Linked DNA regions of Homo sapiens: region 1 is linked to region 2. A link is a loop called in an ENCODE intact Hi-C map of the cell type or tissue named here. Cell type or tissue: lower leg skin. All regions are shown on one strand. Each heading gives the region's core, and the rest is flanking DNA. Links, peaks and the distances in the headings are about the cores only.

Region 1 (9,631 bases), core at 4,283-6,782, 300 kb after region 2:
GCGAAATAATTTGCCCAAGAGCATACATCCACATGGTTGCTTGAACCTATGTGGTTTGATGCCAAATTCATAGCTCTTTCACTATAACATAGTGCCACAATAATGAGACATACTCTGAGTCAGCTAACATTTATTAAACACCCACCATGGGTCAAGCACCGTGCTAGGCTCATTTGTAAACAGTCAATCATTATTCATTGATTGGTCTTCCAGTCCACTAACTGGACTGTCGCTGCAGCAGTCTCCAAGTCTAGTAAAGGTTTTATAAAATAATAAGCAAGAATAATTCTTTTTCTTTTTCTTTCTAGGTACTGTCAGTAGCCTAGACCAAGCTAAATATTTCTCAAAAAAAAAGGGTGTTTGTGTCACTTGAAGGAACAGGCTAGAAAGGAAAGCTATATTAAGCTTGAAAAACACAACTCTCAAAAACTCTCAAAGTCCCTCAACCAACGATGGAGGGTCCATAGTCTTCATTCTCTAGGTTGGATATATTTTTAATGCTATTTTATTTACAAACTAGTCCACCTCACATCTCTAAGATGCCCTCTAGCTTTGCTCCCTAGTAGGTGAGGAGCAAAAGGCAGTTGATGAAGGCAGGAAAAATACTCTTTTTATTGGGTCCATCAGGAATGTAGGCCCGTCTTCCTCTAGACCCTTTAAACATCAAGCCCTGCTTCTTCCACAGCAACATCAATTGAATTAATTGCTAAAGTAATTTCTGAGAACTTGTCATCCTGGGCCAGGAGACCCCTGGGCAGACCTCAGAGCAGTTGTGAGACAAACAAGAAGCAGCACTAAATAATTAGCACAATTATTCATGAATCAAACCAAATATATTTTATTACTTTCAGGTGGTGAAACCTAAGTACAGATCAGTCAGGGTATCTCCTGGATGGGACCAAGCTTGAAAGTGGTGGGTGGGGATTGGAACCCATGCTTCATCTGCAAGGCTTGGGCTCTAAGCCACGGCTTCAGTGAAGAGATCAGCAGATGAATTCTCCCCTCAAAGCTGTGATAGCGTCACCAGGAAGTGGTGGATTTTCACAGAGTGGGACTTGCTTAGAGGAGAAGAAAGTCCCAATGGGTCAAAAATGGAGGCCGTTCAAGTTTTTTTTTGCTGCGGATTCAATTATTCGCTTGACGAAGGAAGATGAGTAATAGGGTTCTCAGCCTGAAGTCTAGGTTACTTCTTACTTCCTCCCACCTGGATTGACTTCAGGAGCGTGCAACTTGTGTAGTTGCAGGGCCCTTGGCTCAGAAGAGCTCCATGGTTGGTTTAAGATTCTACTGTTATTGTCTTGAAATTCTTAAAAATTTTGTCTTTGAACCCGTGTTTTGTAAGTGAAGTCTATGGGATAATAGAGAATGTGTGTGCCCATCCATCGTTCCTGTCCCACAATGTTGGCAGTAGCCCATGCGTACAGAATTCCAGTGGGAGCTCAGTGAGACTCGGGGCAAGTAGAATGGAAAGTAAGCCTATGACTACACAGACGGGGGACACAGACAGTGCCCAGAGGTCATGCTTTCTGTTTGAACCAGATGCTTCAAATGCAGAAGGAAGGCAATAGAGTTCTAAGAAACACTAATGCCTAAGGGACCCTAAAGTAGCATTTCTTACTTATGTTCCTTCCCTGTATTTGCCAAACACCTATGCTGAAAATGTTGACACAGAAGGAAAGGTGAAGATAGAGCAATCCATAGCTATTTCTCCTCAACAGCAAGCTGAAGGTGGAGAGTGCTGGTACAAAGCGCTTGTATCAAGAAGTGAAATAAAAACACTGGAGTTCATTTTGTCAGCATCTCCATTGTTCTGGTAAGAATGAAATACCTATGCATATGCGACATATGAAATGTGAATTGTGTAATTTCAGTGATTCTACAAATGAGTTAAACGCTCTTGTGTTTACATTTACAACTGGCATCACACAATATAAAGATGAACGGTAAAATTCATGCTAAAAATTTAAAATTTTTATTTTTATTTAGCACCACATGAAAAACAGCAAATAAAAAACCACCATGACGATTCTAGAGAGAGATTGTGGAAGAAAGACAAAGGCATTATATTTAGGCACTTTCTTCCTGCTTTTTGAACAAGGGGCCCTACGTGTTCATTTTGTGCCAGGTTCCATGAATTCTATAACCAGTTCTGCCCCTGCCCTTAGGTTTCTTTTGAGAAACAGGGCAAGCACCAGGGCTCATCCAAGGTGATGAAGATAAAAGTCGGACTTCATTCTTGCCATAAATGAGTAGACACCTGCTTGCTGTAATGCTCTCCAACGTCGCGTGAAGGGGCAACTGACACTCCTGAATGAATATGAGGAAACCCAAGGCAAATTCAGGTTCACCACATACACTCAGGGACATCAGGTCCACCCCTAAACTGGATGAAGAACGTCTCAGCTGGCATCTTCGGACTTGACAGAGAGGAAGAAGGTCTGTTTCCTTGTGTATGTGGCTCATGAGCTGACGTGGGCTCTCGTGGGTTCTCATGTGGAGAGAACCCTGGGTACCCACATGCATACTGTTGTGGTTTTTGCACATATATGTGCATGTACACTGCACATACATGTCTGCATGTGACAAGTGCTTGGGCACCTGGTAGAACCTGAGAGAGGTGGTCTTTCCATGGATCTCCGGGGAAGGCTGATGGACATGAAATACTTTTTAGGTGCTATTCTTCTGGAACTTGGTCCCTAGAAGACCACAGCTCAGAGTAAAGAGAGATACTGACAGTCTTGGAGGACTGTGGAGAGCAGATGGCTATAATTCCAGGACCAGATTTTTTTTTCTTGTAACCACTTCCCCCACAGCATTTATATCAAAGGGAGACAAATACTTGTTGACTTAAGCAATAAACAGAAACAATTTCCTTCTGAGAAGTGCAACACAAAGAAACCTGATGCTTTCCGGGCTGTGGAAGACTCTCCATCCCCCTTCTTGGAGCAGGACCTTCAGTGATATGGACAGTGGGTGTCAGGCCAGCTGACCTGGTTTTACTTCACACCGGCAGATCCAGGGATGCAGCCACCATCCACTCTGCTTTATTTAGTGAGACAGCACTTCATACCAACAGCAGGCTTAATCACAGTCTATACCAACATTTCACTTCCCATTTCTATGTCTGTACTCCTTGCCTTTTGGTTATTTGGGGTGGGGGGTGGCAATAGCATGCTGATTCTATCTTCCAAGCACCCTCCCCAAATCTCCTACTTCCCTGCTGAAAACGATTCCCTTCTCATGTTAATTTGATGACCCAGCCAGCTGCACCCCTCCGCCCCCGCACCCCCAGCGCAAAAGAAAAAGCCACTACCTTACTCCTTCAGAATTACATCCCCGCTCAGATGGTCTTCTCAACTACCAGCCCAGTCCAAAGAACCCTCGTCATATTTCCAGGCTCATCTGAACCAGACATTCAAGTAGTGCCCCCACACGGATATTTAAGGACCATGGAGGAGGGGGTATTCCCTCCTCCCCCTGTGTTCCACCTCCCAGAAGTGGCTGCTCTTCAGAGTGGAGGTGATTCAGCTTTCCTAGAAGATGATTTGCAGGGGGAAAAAAATGTACAGTACTACAGCTGAGAGTGCTGCCTGCTTCCCTCGATGAAAAAAAAAATCCTGCTCTCAGACACATGGAATTCCCATTGATGAGGTTTGGCCAACACCAGGCGCTGGATTTTCCCCGTTAAACATAAAGCTCTGGGTGAAAGACGCGGGGGAGGGAGAAGGGATAATGATATCTTTTCAACCTTTTCAGACCTCTGGGGGATTTGAACTCTGGCCCCCAAGGTCAAATGGCTGATGTTCAAAAGCCCCCTCTCTCCACCCCTCCACCTCTCTTCCCCAAGCTCCTTCCTAACAAAGAATGACTCTCTTTGCTACACACAATAAAGCCCTGGTGGATTTACCCAGATTAAAAAACCCCTTGAAGTCCCTGTCAAAACTAATCTTCTCAGGAGAAACACTTGTTGATAACCACCTCGCTTTGTGCAGCAGCAGGGAGGAACTGGGAGGACCAGAACCCAACGGAAAAACTGGCCTGTGACCTCCCTATCGTCACATGGCCCCAAGCACCATACGATCTCTGACCTCATAGAACGCCCCTCCTTCCACGACACACAAGTATTCTGCAAGCCCCTGCCCCATTTAGCTTCTCCACCTCAGGCTCCCCCCCGTTACAGCACCAGCCCCTCAAAGCAGGAAGGCCAACCCTGTAAGTCCCCAGACTGACAGACCCTGGCTGAGCTCCAGCCGTTCCCTCCTTCTCTGCCGCCCCCGAGTTTTAACCCTTCACCCTGCAGGGCTCAGTATCTCTTGTCTTTCCTGCTGCAAACTTTGTCAGGAGCCTTTTCAGGCGGTTTTCCTCTACACAACCAGCCCTTAAGATATCATGCATAAAGATTTCCCTCTACAGGTGGTTGTGAGCTGTAGCAGTTTTTGCTCTTGCAACGGAAACATTTATTTTAAATTTCATTTTACCCACGAATAAGGTTTTAAACAAAAATTATTTTGCTTACACCCACTAAAGACTTAGCATTTTCTCCAAAAAGTGGGAGAACATTAAGTTCTCTATGCAAGACATATTACCGCTCCCATCACCACCACCATACCGTGATTCTTTCTCTCTCTGACTCTCCCCACTTTTCTCTGACTTCATGAAGCCTTTTTGGAACTAAATTTTCACGTGCAAAATAATTACAAGAATTAAGACACTCAGTGAATGAGAATCAATCCAAGATATGGCCAAGTGGCAGAAGCACATGCCCACTACAGAATACTTCTCCACCCTCCACCCCCAAACCACAGAACACTAGGGTGGGGGAAGCCAAGACGGCGTCCCCTACCCAGCTTAACAACAGAGGACTGTCTTCCAGCTGGCATGCCTCCTGCAAAAACCACACATACAAGACCCCAGGAAAGCCTGCCCAAGAAGTCTAGGCAATTTGTACAAAGATAATTGTTCAATGAAAAAGACAGTAATCATGGTCAGTCATACAAATCTACTCCTCCAAACATTCACCAACTGACATCATAAACTTTGCAAAAGCCAAACACAAGACAGTGCATGGTATAACCTACCTTGGCGAGCTCCTTCACTTTTTGTGCAAATGTTTTCCCCTCCGCATGCTTTACATAGATTTCTAGGGAAATTTGGAAGGACTGGTGAGGGGGTGGGGGAGGTGAGGGAATGAGGGTAATATAAACAAGGAAGCATTTTAAATGCACCACGCAAAAAGCTCGGGATTTCACGTTATGTGTCTGCACTCTTCCCAGAGCAAAGCAAAACAGTTCGCGTTCAGTGCCAGACTTGGAGGGAGAGGGAGAAGAGAGAGGGTGGGGGAGAGAGAGAGGGGGTGAGAGGGAGGGGGAGAGAGAAAAAGAGGGTGGGGGGATGCTGAAGGAGAGAGGGAGAAGAAGAGAAAGAAAGAGGAAATGAGAGAGGGATACAGGGAGAGGAGAGGGGAGGTGAGGGTAGAGGGAGGGAGGGAGGGAGAAGAAAGGAGGGGGAGAGCCAAAGGGAAGGAGGAGAAAGAGGAGGCAGCCCCCTCCCACGCTCCCACCCCCACACATTCAGGCACCTTCTGAGTAACTGATCAGAGCAAAGAACTCATCACCCACGTTTGAAAACCCAGTTTGGGACTAAGTCCCGATGCACACACGCTCGAGTCTATTTATAGACAGATCCTAATGATATGTATTGCATTCTGAACGTAAATGTGAAATGTGTGTGTGTGCACGGATTACATACGGTTCCTTTGACAGGTATGATTTTTTTTTTTTTTTTTTTTGCACTGCAGTGCGTCTGATTATATCTGTTTGGATTTTCTTCTTTCTTTTTTTGCATCTAGAAAGCATGCATCAATTTTGAAGGTGTTCGGGAAAAATGGTGGGGGTCTCAATGCTTACAAAACCCTGGCTTTTTTCCCCCTGCAAAGCTGGGATATTTGCAGAGTTGGGGCTGTTTGAAAAGGCTCCAGCCCTGGCTCGGTGTAGCACGCCCAGTTCCAGCAGTGTGTGCTATTGACCTGCATTGACGTCAGTGCGTCATTAGGTCTCCCTTAGAAACACTGACTTTCAAAAATAGTATCAAATTAATTCAGTTGGAGCCTGGTGAAGAAAGGATACTAGCTGGAATCAGCCATAAAACTCCAGAATTTTCAGCCCTAGATCTCTTCTTCTTTTTCTAGGAGCCAAATGGAAATCAGATTGTATGGAAAATGCCATTGATGGGATTTTTTTTTCCTTAAGAAAAGGGACCAAATTAGATTGCAAAACCCAGAACTGCCTCTGTTTTTTTTCTTTCCCTTCGTTTTTCTGATCTAAAAATAACCCCCTGCTTGAGCTGACTGCGGTATCTTTTGTGTTGCAGCTCTCTGTTTTTAGCAGTCTGGTCCCAGTGAAGGGTGGAACATAAGTACAGGTATTGATCTATTGATATTTGCAAAGCCAGGAATTAATTTTAATGAAACAGGTGGGCCCTATTGTGGTGGTGGGTAATAAAAAAGAGAAGGTGCCATGGGCTCCATTTATGCCATTCACACATTCCATTTCATTTTTTCCAATTCATTTTTTAAAGACATAATTCCCCGCCCCCCAACCATGTGTCTCATGTGGCTTCTGACCAGCACATGCAACCCCCATTCACACAAACATGAAGCACTAGTACATTCAAACTCAGCGAAGACAGTGCATTCATAAGCAAGGATTCTGGGATGTTCATTCCTTCTCACAGCTGCTTGGCAGAAAAGGCACAGCAGCCCACGAAAACAGGCTTAGGTTTCATCTGGGGGACCTAAGTATGCAATCTGATAATGATATTGTATTATTAAAATCTGCATTTATTTAAACATCTGCCTTTTATGGGGGGGGGACAACTGCCCTCTTCACTTAGCTAACAATACAGTTTTCATTGGTCCATTTCACAATTATACATTTTTATAAATACCTATGGATTATGTATGTGAATACAGAGTGCCTCCCCATGGAAGCAAAGTGGGTGAGATTCGCCACTTTCAAAGTATTTGTTGGAGAGGGGGTGGTTGGGGAATGTTGGATTTTTCTATTTTCAGAGGAGGCAATTTACAATAGTTTTGTAAAGTCTTCATTTCCCACATTTCTTGCTTCTCAGCCCTCCCTCCCTCACTTGCCCTCCTCAGATAGGTTCTCTTGGGCCTCCGGATGATAGAAGAATTTGGTTTCTCTGACCTATTCAGTCTTTGGCCTCTGCTGAGACTGTTAATGAGGGGACTATTTGGGGCCATCGTGTGCAGGGGCCCTCACAGAGGCCACTTGGATGACAAAAACTACGGGGGACCTTGAGTGGGGGAGAAGAGGAACCCAAAATGGATTTAAATCATATGATTTAAAATTAAGTGGCCCTTAACTTTTTTTTTTTTGATATGCTCATGAAGTCAGGTTTTCAATTGGTAACTACCCAGTCATTTTTGCTTATCACTACTTCCTAAACGAATGCGGCCCCTCCTTTCATTCCCCCAAATCTGGCTGGGAGATAGAAGAGAAGACGGTCTTATTAATCTCAACATTTCAGATAAAGGCAGAATATGAATAATTCTGCCTGACCAGGCTAGTAGGTCAGGGGAGTAGAGGTCAGAGAAAATCTAACCTGAGCTACCACTCATCTGCCCCTTGTTCAGCCCCACGGGCTAGTCAGGAGGCTCTGTGACTAGAGTTTATCTAAGGACAATTCTTGGTGTCTGGAGGAGCCGTCAACTGACGACAGACTGACCACATGCTTTTGCTTGTCTTTCCCCCGACTTTCTTCTCTGGGGCTTCAGGGAGGACAAGGCAATTGCCAACGGTTCATGCTGCTACGCAGCAGTGGCAGCAGCAAAAGGGAGGTGCTATGAGAAAACAGAGTATTCCCCTCCTCCCTCCTCAACCCAACACTTATAGACTTTGGTAAAGATACTGATCAGTGGATGCTTCCAGCCAGCCAGCCAGGCACCTGCAAACCACTACCCCGGCTTGCAGGGGCTCCCATGCACTCTTCATCACAAATACATTCATTCACAGAAACTTACAGTCATTCATGCACCTGCACACCACCACATTCATTCATATTTCAGCCACAACTGCAGCCACACATTTGCCTATAAAGGCTGGGTAAGTATGAAGAGCAGGAACATGCCTTTAGAACATGCCTTTATTCTGCCCCTCTCCCCTGACACACACACACACACACACACACACACACACACACACACACACACACACACACACACTTTGCCCTGCTTCCTTGCTCCAGGAGGTTTCAGCTCGGAAGCGTGCAAAATCCTGGTAGGAAGAAATTTCTGCCATTCACAGTCAAATCCCTAGACTGTATAAAAACCCCCTGACCTCGTGCATGATTAGATCACGGACAAGATGCCGAAGTGCTGGCAGAGCTGCAAATGCCTAGGTGGATGAGGGGGGCTGGTTCTTTTTCTGGCCTGGTTTTCCTCACTTGGCAGCCCAGTGAATAAAGACAGGGCCAAGGGAGGGGCTTGCAGTGTGGCCCAAGCCTGCACAATGCCCCACCTGGCCCGTTCAGATGTTGTCCTCAAGGGAGAGGTGAGAGTTGTGGTGAGCTGTGAGGTACTGCGGCAGCCAAGGCTTGGCATTCGAAGGCCTTGGGAATTCGTGTTAATCTGTACTGGTGCTGAGGATGGTAAGCGGGGGGGCTGTGCATTTGCCCTCCATATCCACGCTGCACTCACTCCACTCTGTTCTGAGAGGTTGACCTCTAGGGACTGCATTAACAGACTCTCCTGATCCCTGGTTCAGCCAATGGGGGCCCTGAGAGGGAAATCCAAAGATGGGAGGAAGGCATGGCAGGGTATTTATTCCCCACCTTCCTCCCTGCCAAGCTATGGGCTGTCTGTGGCTGTGTCCTTCTGTGAAAACCACAGCTTCTGTCAGGTGGCCCCCGAGCAGCTGCAGTTCCAGGTCTCTTCAAGTTCTGGACTAGTGTGAATACATTGAGACCCGTGATTCCCAGACTCTCTAGGTCTGTGGAACTCTTAACAGGACAACAGTCCATTTGCCTCAGTGGTGCCTACCGGCAACCTAAAAAAAAAAAAAAAATCTCCCATCAGAATGCTGGGTAAGTAGTGTTTATTGACATAAAACAAGGCTGTGGGGGCTTTTTCAGTTCAGAACATGAAATTAAAGAATAGATGCTGCTGGAGAGATTGCTCACTAGCAGGTAAGGAAAGCTCTGGAAGTGGGCCTTCCACTTAGCTGTTTACCAGCTTTGTGATCATGGGCAAATTACTTAATTTCTCTAAGCCTCAGTTTCCTCCTCTGTAAAATGAAAATAATAAGAATTATAATAAGCCCCTCCTCTTAGAACTGTAATGAGGACTGTAAGATAATGTATGTGAAACAGTGTAACACAGGTGCCCAGCACAAAAATAACCTGCAATAAATGCTAGCTATTTAAATATTAAGAGTATAAGTATGTATTCTATAAAATAACTACTTATGGGACATCTAGAACTTTCAAAGTTTTTAGACAATGGCCAACAATGTTTATTTTATTTTTTATTTTTATTATTATATTTTTTGAGACGGAGTCTCACTCTTATCACCCACGCTGAGTGCAGTGGTGTGATCTTGGCTCACTGCAACCT
Region 2 (8,294 bases), core at 2,446-4,945:
TTTATAGGACTAGCCTGTGTCATATGTGTGATCAATATTGGTTTAATGCAGAAACAAAGGCAGCTGGGTGTCCAAGCAAGCCACTTTTCTGGGTCAGGGTTTCAGTGGTACCATAGATGGCTGCCAGTCTCAATGTACACTTTGGCCCATTTATCTTTATAAATCATACCATATAGCTTCGATATTTACATACATTTAAACTGAGAAGAAATATGCATTATAAGAAAGCATAGTTTAGTGGGCTTCATGTGTCAGAAATAATTCCATATTTCACAATTATTTTCATGTCATTAGCTACCCTTGATAAAGAACAATTCCATATAAATGTACAAACTGGAAGATAATTTTATAAAACCGTAAAGAGATCTTTGTAAATTGCAGTGTGTCTGCTTATAAACAAATCAAATCGATCTCCATTTCTTCAAGTGTCAAAAACAAAAGAGTAGCTGGACATTGGTTTTTATAATCAGTTTCAGAGAAAATACAGGAATAATGATCAATGGCATTTTGAAGCAGATAAAACTGCCAAGTTTTATGCTTGAGTCTATCATTCTGTGATTTGCTATAATAGTATTCCTTTCTATTAGGTGTTCCCGACAATATTAGTTCTATATTCATTTGATATGAGCATTTATATTAAACTTCAAAATTACCTCGGATAGTATCCAGAATATATGTCAGAAACCCCTAAAAGCAACTTCTATTTTCCTCTTAATTAAGATAATATTTAGTCATGTTAATAACTATTGAAATGACAAGGTCAGATTTTCAAAACCAGTAGGGTGCTTTGCAGTGAACGTGCATATGCTGGAGCATCTGGCCAAGTTACAATGCAGTTATCAATGCTTAGTTCTTCTTGGTTTTCTTCAGATAGTGAGCCCGTGTAGACTTGTTCATATTCATGACTATTTTCAAATAAATCCAAGAAGGCAGGTTTGAGATTATCGAGCCCTAGGGAAACAGAATGAGAGAGATATGTAATTATAGCCTACAATTTGGGCTAAATTGAAGCATATGATTTAATGTTTTATTATAGTGTTGTTTTTATTTATAGGTAGATTTTAAAGTTCTTGGGTATACGACCATTATAATTATAACAAGATATAGATATCTTGTTACTATGGCTGGACAATGTATATGTGCTAATCTATTACATACTATCCTGTAACTCAATGGGAAAGAAACCCCAAGCCAGAAAGTATTGATTTGTGATTCAAAAAATCTACCTACCATAAGAGCATGGATCAGGTATCCATTGGTTCGGGATTGCAGGCCGACTGTTTTAATTGCAGACTTCACAAACGTCTCCGGAGAGGGCTTATCCAAAGTTGGCTTCCGGATTTTAGCCAGTTTTGTAGCTACGAAGTATGGCAGGACACTCTAGAAAGGGAACACCCACCCCAGAAAACATGCCATTGATTAGTAAGGCCACAAACTCAGAATGTACAGTGGTGCTTGACTGCTCTTAGTGGTAGAAACATCTGTATCTTTACAGAGAGAGAAGAAAAGAGAAGTGGCTATCTAAAGCCAACTTGATAGAACACATGATACCATAAAACAAATTGTAACAAATCAATCTCTCAATAAAACAGAGTTTGAGACCAGAGAAAGTATTAAAAATAAGCAGAAATCTACCTTTTTGAACCTTTAAAAAGGAAAGCATTAAATAATCCAGAGAGCACAGATTCAGGATAGGATACTTTTCACACTTAGTAAACTCAACATTGAGACAGAACCACCAAGTAGGAGATCTTTGATACTTTATTCTTCTAATGGGATAATGCCAACTTTCTCCATAATTTATGGCTAATTAAGCTTGTTCTATCAGCTTTGATCCTTCTAAAATAGACATCTTATTTCTCAGACTTGCGTTACTACTTTTCTTCCCTAGTTTCTCACCATTCTACTTCTGAGTTTTATAAACAATTTTATTGATAAGATAGAACCACCTCCCTTTTTTTCTTTTTTAGAAGAAACACAGTCTAACAATATGGAAACTGTTTGGGTAACTAAAAGACACCTGACTGGATGGGTGTAGGGTGACAAATCTGGACATGACCTTTAGAGGAACTTCAATAATGTTAGGTTCTTTATTGCTTAAGCTTGCTGCATTTTGGATGTGATTCAACACAGAGTATAAGGAAACCCTATTGTAACAAGTCCTGAGTCATGATACAAGAGGTCCTTCTGTAGTTTGAAATAACCTGGGCATGGTAGTTCAACAAAGAGTGAATGTATTGTTTATCTCACATGTGTGAAGTATCACTGCAATGATACTTCTTTTTTTCTTTTTCTTCTTTTTTTTTTGAGGCAGGGTTTTGCTTGTTGCTTAGGCTGGAGTGCGGTGGCACGATCATAGCTCACTGCAGCCTTGAGCTCTTGGGCTCAAGGGATCCTCCTGTCTCAGCCTTCTGAGTAGTTGGAACCACAGGTGTGCACCACCATGCCCAGCTAATTTAAAATTTTTTTTGTAGAGACAAGGTTTCAACATGCTGCCCAGGCTGGTCTCAAACTTCTGGGCTCATGTGATCCTCCCACTTCAGCCTCCCCAAGTGTCGGGATGACAGGTGTGAGCTACCACGCTTGGCCCAATGACACTTCCATTAAAGAAAAGGAATGGTTCTAACACATGGTGGTCAAAATCTTAAAATTTCAATCAAATTGAGATCTGTTCCATTCTATGGATTTCCGTCCTGCTGAGACCTAGAAGGAGTGGTCCCATGTCTCTGGTTTTTTTTTTTTTTTTTTTTTTTTTTTGAGACAGAGTCTCAGCGAGAGTCCCCAAGCTGGAGTGCAGTGGCGCGATCTCTGCTCACCACAAGTTCCGCCTCCTGGGTTCACACCATTCTCCTGCCTCAGCCTCCCCAGTAGCTGGGACTACAGGCGCCCGCCACCACGCCTGGCTAATTTTTTGTATTTTTAGTAGAGACAGGGTTTCACCATGTTAGCCAGGATGGTCTCGATCTCCTGACCTTGTGATGCACCCACCTCGGCCTCCAAAGTGCTGGGATTACAGGCGTGAGCCACCGCGCCCGGCCGTCTCTGGGTTTTTATGTACGTGTGTGCTTTGCATTTTTCCCACTCCGAAGTCTAAGTCAAGGAATGCAACCCACTCTCCTTGACAGGTTAGATGAAACCTCAGCCTCTTCATTAGAACCAAGAACCCCAGATGGAGTGCTGTCACTCTCTATCTTCCTCTTTCCTTGTTGCTGCAGCCACAGACTCATACTAAGTATGAAGTACTTCAATATTTGAGCCAACTTTGATTAGGTAACTTTTGATTTCTGAGAATTTGTTTATTGGGATTATCACTATATATTTATCCCTCACTTAGAAAAAAAAATTTTTTGTCACATCTTTTAAGGACCATTTTGCCACAAGGATATAGTCTATGAGAGCACACACTAGGGTGAGATCTCCGACTCAGACTGAGTAGGAAATGCAGAGTTCAGTGAGGCTCTCACAATGGGTCAGTAAAGAAAAGGTTATTTCCCAGAGTAAAGTTGAGCAGTAAGGAAAGAAAGAGTATATGTAAATACTCTGATCTCACATAATGAAGGAACATAAGCAAACCATTTCTCATTTCTATGCATTAGGTTTAAAGGTCACAAAATAGTGAAGATTAAAAAAAAAAACCCAAATATAGATCACAAGCCTGGTAAAGGTATTGTAAGATTTTGAGCTTCTAGAGGTAGAGATGGTCTAATCATTATACCTCTCAACTGCGTTATAATTTTTTGTTCCTTTCGTCCATCCTTTTTGCCATCTTCTTCCCTCCCTTCGTATGTAACATGGTATAAATTGGACTACTTTGATCTTGTAGGAGAATTAAGTTGCACTGCCTGACTGAACCACTTGGTGGTGCCACAAGTTAACTCTTCATGCAGCTAAACCATAGAGCTAGTCTAGAGAACCCCCAGATCAAGGGGTGGGGACAAGAGATGCATACTCAGGAATTCCAAGTTGGGTTATGTTTTTCCAGCTAAGAAATGTAAATTCTTTTCTAGAAAGTATATTTATTTCCACGATGGTTTAAAATCAAGGCAGTTAACATGGCCTAGTGGAGGGTTCAAAGACGAAACAGCGTTTGAGCTAAGTCTTAAATGAAGTGCAAGAATTTCCCTAATTGTAAACAAATAAGGGAACAGCAGGAGCCAAGAAAAGGAGCCACAGAAGAGCATGATGTTTTTCAGGGAACTGCATAGCTCAGGATGGTTCAAATGTTGGAAATGTGTGAAGAGTGGCAGGAGGGAGGCAAAACGGTACAGAAAACTGAATCCAATCACTGGGCAGTATCCATTTCTAGAACACAAGCTCCATGAAGGCTTGGTCATATTCATATATTTTAATGTTTTAGAACAGTACTTGGTACATAGCAGGGGTACAATTAATATCTATTGAATGAATTGGTGAAAGACACTTCATTATGGACAGCACCGAAGAAGAGTACTGGGGTCTCTTTCCACTGCTATGATCCAGAAAATTAATTACACCAAGAAGTTGATAATATGAATGTTTAAGCCAAAATTTTAGAAATTCTGAAGCATATATAAGAGCACCTATCTAAACAGGCATACTTATAGCTACTTGCCAATGATTTAAAAATAAATATTCCAAGTTATATGAAAGTAAAGAAATATCTTAGATATCAAAAAGCCATCTAGGTACACCCTTCAACTGTTAAATAAAAACCCAACAAGGGATAATTAGTTGATTTCTCCTGCTTACTCAGGAAAACATTATGGGAAACAGGTCAAGAAGATACTCATACTTTTATAGGAAATTGTGGGCAGAACAGATTTTTCAAGTTGCTCAATTTCAACAAGTTCCCATTACAAATATTGCCAGCTCAGAAACAACCTGACCTTGAGAGCTGCAGATGTGGGCAAGTATCCTGGTCTTCAAATTTAGCATTCCCACATGGCAAATAATTAATTAGGCCATAAAGCAAAGCTGTTGGTGCTTCCTTGCTCAGCCTATTTTAAAACAATAAAAATAAAAAAAATAAAATCACTGGAGACAACTTGGTATCTTGAGATGGAGCCTCGCTCTGTCACCCAGCCTGGAGTGCAGTGGCGCCATCTCGGCTCACTGCAACCTCCACCTCCCTGGTTCAAGCAATTCCCCTGCCTCAGCCTCCTGAGTAGCTGCGATTACAGGCGCCTGCCACCACGCCCGGCTAATTTTGTATTTTTAGTAGAGATGGAGTTTCTCCATGTTGGCCAGGCTGGTCTCGAACTCCCGACCTCAGGTGATCCGCCTGCCTCAGCCTCCCAAGTGCTGGGATTACAGGCATGAACCACCGCACCAGGCCCGACAACTTGGTATCTTTTTTCTCACCCACTGGAGCAGCTTGCTTAGATAACTGGACTGCACAGTACAATTCAGGGGGCTTGATTCAGAAGAGGAAGGCTTATGGCCATGGAGTAGTGGAAAGAAAGATGCCTGAAACTGCATGGCAGATATTCAAGAATCAGGGATTGAACCTTGGAACTTAACATGGTAGGGCATCTTTCAGGTGTCATCATCTGTGTACTAAACATGCTTTTCAACTGAAAAATGACCAGAACATCAGATGACAATGACCTGGGAAAATGAAGACCCAGAATACACTAGGGTCTAGTGTATTTGCACAGTATGAGATTTCATACATGGTGTCACATCTGCCTTTACCGAGCATTAAATTCAACCGTGTAGCCAGCACACACTCTTAAGGCAGAAGCTGGGGCTCCTATGAAGAATATTAGGAAAACTCCATTTCCTGAAATCTGTGTATTCATCTACGATTTCAGGATCTGGTATACAAAAACTTAAATAATTATACACCTATATTATAGTTTTGGAGTGCGTATTACTTTACTTGCAGACCACGAAATTAGCTTTTCCATATAAAGGCCCTTGATTATCTACTTGGCAGAAACCCTTAGACTTTCTAGAAATTTTAGGAAAAAGGAGTTGTTCTGCTGGTGCAGAGATCCCTGGTTATATAGCAATGAAAAAAGGCCCTGCAATAACAATACATATAAATCTTAGCATCTAAATCCAAAATGAAGGAGTTCAAAGTATTGTGCTCTACACAAAGATCCTTGATAAATGTTGGCTGATAATCTTGTAAATAACCTACCTCCAAAGATGTGGAATTTGTATGTTAACATTCAAGGAACAAAAAGAAAAACAGTGTAATCTCACAAAAGGCATTCACTTAACACTAAACTATTTCCTGAGCACCTACTAGAACAATGTTTTAGGCATGGGAACTTAATGAATAAAATTCATTGTGAATAAAAACAGAGTCCCTAATCTTACAGAGCTTACATTTCAGTAGGAGGATATAGACCACAAACAAATAATAATTAAAACAAAGGTGTACAGTATTGGCAGGCAATGATAAAAAAGCAAGATGAAAAAAATACCTGGGTAAAAGAGCTGATAGAGGCTGAGCCTGCAGGTGAGTTCTCAAGAAAGGCCCCTTTGATGTGGTGACTTATAACCAAAGATCTGAACAAAGAGATGGAGTTGGCCAAAAGAATATCTGGGTGAAGAGCCTTTGAGACTGAAGGAACAAGTGCAAAGGCCCTGAGGTGAAGGCATCCTCAAAGTGTTTCCAGAATTGGAAGGAGGCCACAGAAGTAGGAAGGTGGGGAGGGGACATGATAACGTGGAAGTTTGAAATCAGAACATTGAGGGTCATAAAAACTCATGGTTTCATTGTGAAAGAGATGAGAAGCCAAGGAAGAATTTTTAGCATAGCAGTGAAGTAACTGGATTTTTTTGTTTTGTTTTGTTTTGTTTGAGATAGTCTCGCTCTGTCACCCAGGCTGGAGTGCAGTGGTGCGATCTCAGCTCACTGCAACCTCCACCTCCCGGGCTCAAGCCATCCTCCCACCTCAGCCTCCCAAGTATCAAGGACCACAGGTGCACACCACCATGCCTGGCTAATTTTTTAATTTTTTTGTAGAGACAGGGTTTCACCATGTTGCCCAGACTGGTCTTGAACTCAATGAGCCCAAGCAATCCATACATCTCAGCCTCCCAAAGTGTTGGGATTACATGTGTGAGTCACTGTGCCCAGCTGGATTTTATTTTAAAGAGATCATTCTGGCTGCTATGAGTAGGCTATAGGGGCTGTTAAACCACGATGGGTGTAGGAAGGCCAGATAGTAAGATACTGCAAAATGTCCAGGACAAGCTATGATGGTGGCTCAGATAGAGTGGTAGTAGTGGAGGTCATGAGAAGTAGTCAAATAGTGGGTATGCTGCAAGGATTTCCTAAAGGATTAAGTTTGGGATGTGAAAATAGAGGTGGTAGGGTAACAGGAAAAAAAAATCAGCATTGGTTATAATCAGACCAACTTGGATTCAAATTCCAGCTTGACCACTTACTAGTTGTGTGATCTTGAGCAAAACACTCAATGACTGAGCCTTAGTTTCTTCCTCTGTAATTAGAGGCTATAGAATCTTCCTTATTATACTATCATGAGAATTAAATAAAATATTATCAGTTAAAGAGTGTGGGATTTGAAACTTTAGTATGTATTAGCAATTATTTTCTAAGTTTTCCAAAATCTATATTTTTAGAATGAATTTGGAAAGAAGAGCTTGGCTGACTTTTTATATCCAATAAGACGCATAAGAATGCCATTTTCCATGGAGAATATCTGACTGTTGAGGTAACCAACTGAATATCTTAGTTCTCCTGGACACACATGTAATGGTTTGGAGGGACCTCTTAAGCTTGTAGGTCTTGTGGTACAACACTGTTGTAAATGGCCAAGAAAAAAGGAGATCACTGAAAAAATCGAGATTCAGCTGGTTGGAAGGGATCTGAGTCCAATGAGCCCAAAAGGACTAATTTTACTATTCTTAAGCCATTTTTCAAAATTGGTATAGTTGGCCATACATGAACATTTCCAGCGAGAATCTTTATATTGCTTTATAACTCTCCCTATTTAGACTCCATATGCACAAAAGACACACTCTATTAACTCCTTTCATAGTCACTGGCAATTAACAGGAAGAAAGGATGGAGACTTATATTTGTAATCCCGGTAGCCGTTTCTCAATATTTAGCTTTCTAGTTCTTTGAAGCCCAATAGAACTATATGAATACCCTAAGCAATAAAATACTGTAACAAAAATACAAAGAAGGAATATCTTCTTTCATTAAAAAATTCTTAAATTGTGTTTTCTCTCATCTCAATTTGTCCTATTTGTTTTCTAAATTTCATGGATTAACCCAAATCAAGTCTATTCTGATTAAAAACTACACTTTTACCTGAACTAACAAAACCACC

Evidence for each region. Peaks named below come from ENCODE experiments on the same cell type or tissue, not always from the same donor. Only the 100,000 strongest peaks of a DNase experiment are listed, where the experiment ranks them.
Region 1: it touches region 2 in a loop (8-fold over the local background); 8 of 110 quality-filtered maps call a loop at or near these places.

What each region holds. Positions count from the first base shown.
Region 1 is chr11:43,552,409-43,562,039 of GRCh38, reverse strand. MIR670 (microRNA 670) reads right to left here and starts at 2,384; the gene lies at 2,287-2,384. It also overlaps a transcript of HSD17B12 not described here. In lower leg skin, for the core only: no CTCF peak of the experiment used is centred there; a DNase peak (open chromatin) is centred at 5,569.
Region 2 is chr11:43,847,801-43,856,094 of GRCh38, reverse strand. It overlaps HSD17B12 (hydroxysteroid 17-beta dehydrogenase 12), which reads right to left. Exons shown (of 11, transcript NM_016142.3): 10 at 1,231-1,380; 11 at 1-951. The coding sequence ends at 847. Among named protein-coding and RNA genes, the nearest start is that of ALKBH3, 29 kb to the left of the region's middle. In lower leg skin, for the core only: a CTCF peak has its summit at 3,843 (motif pointing right); no DNase peak of the experiment used is centred there.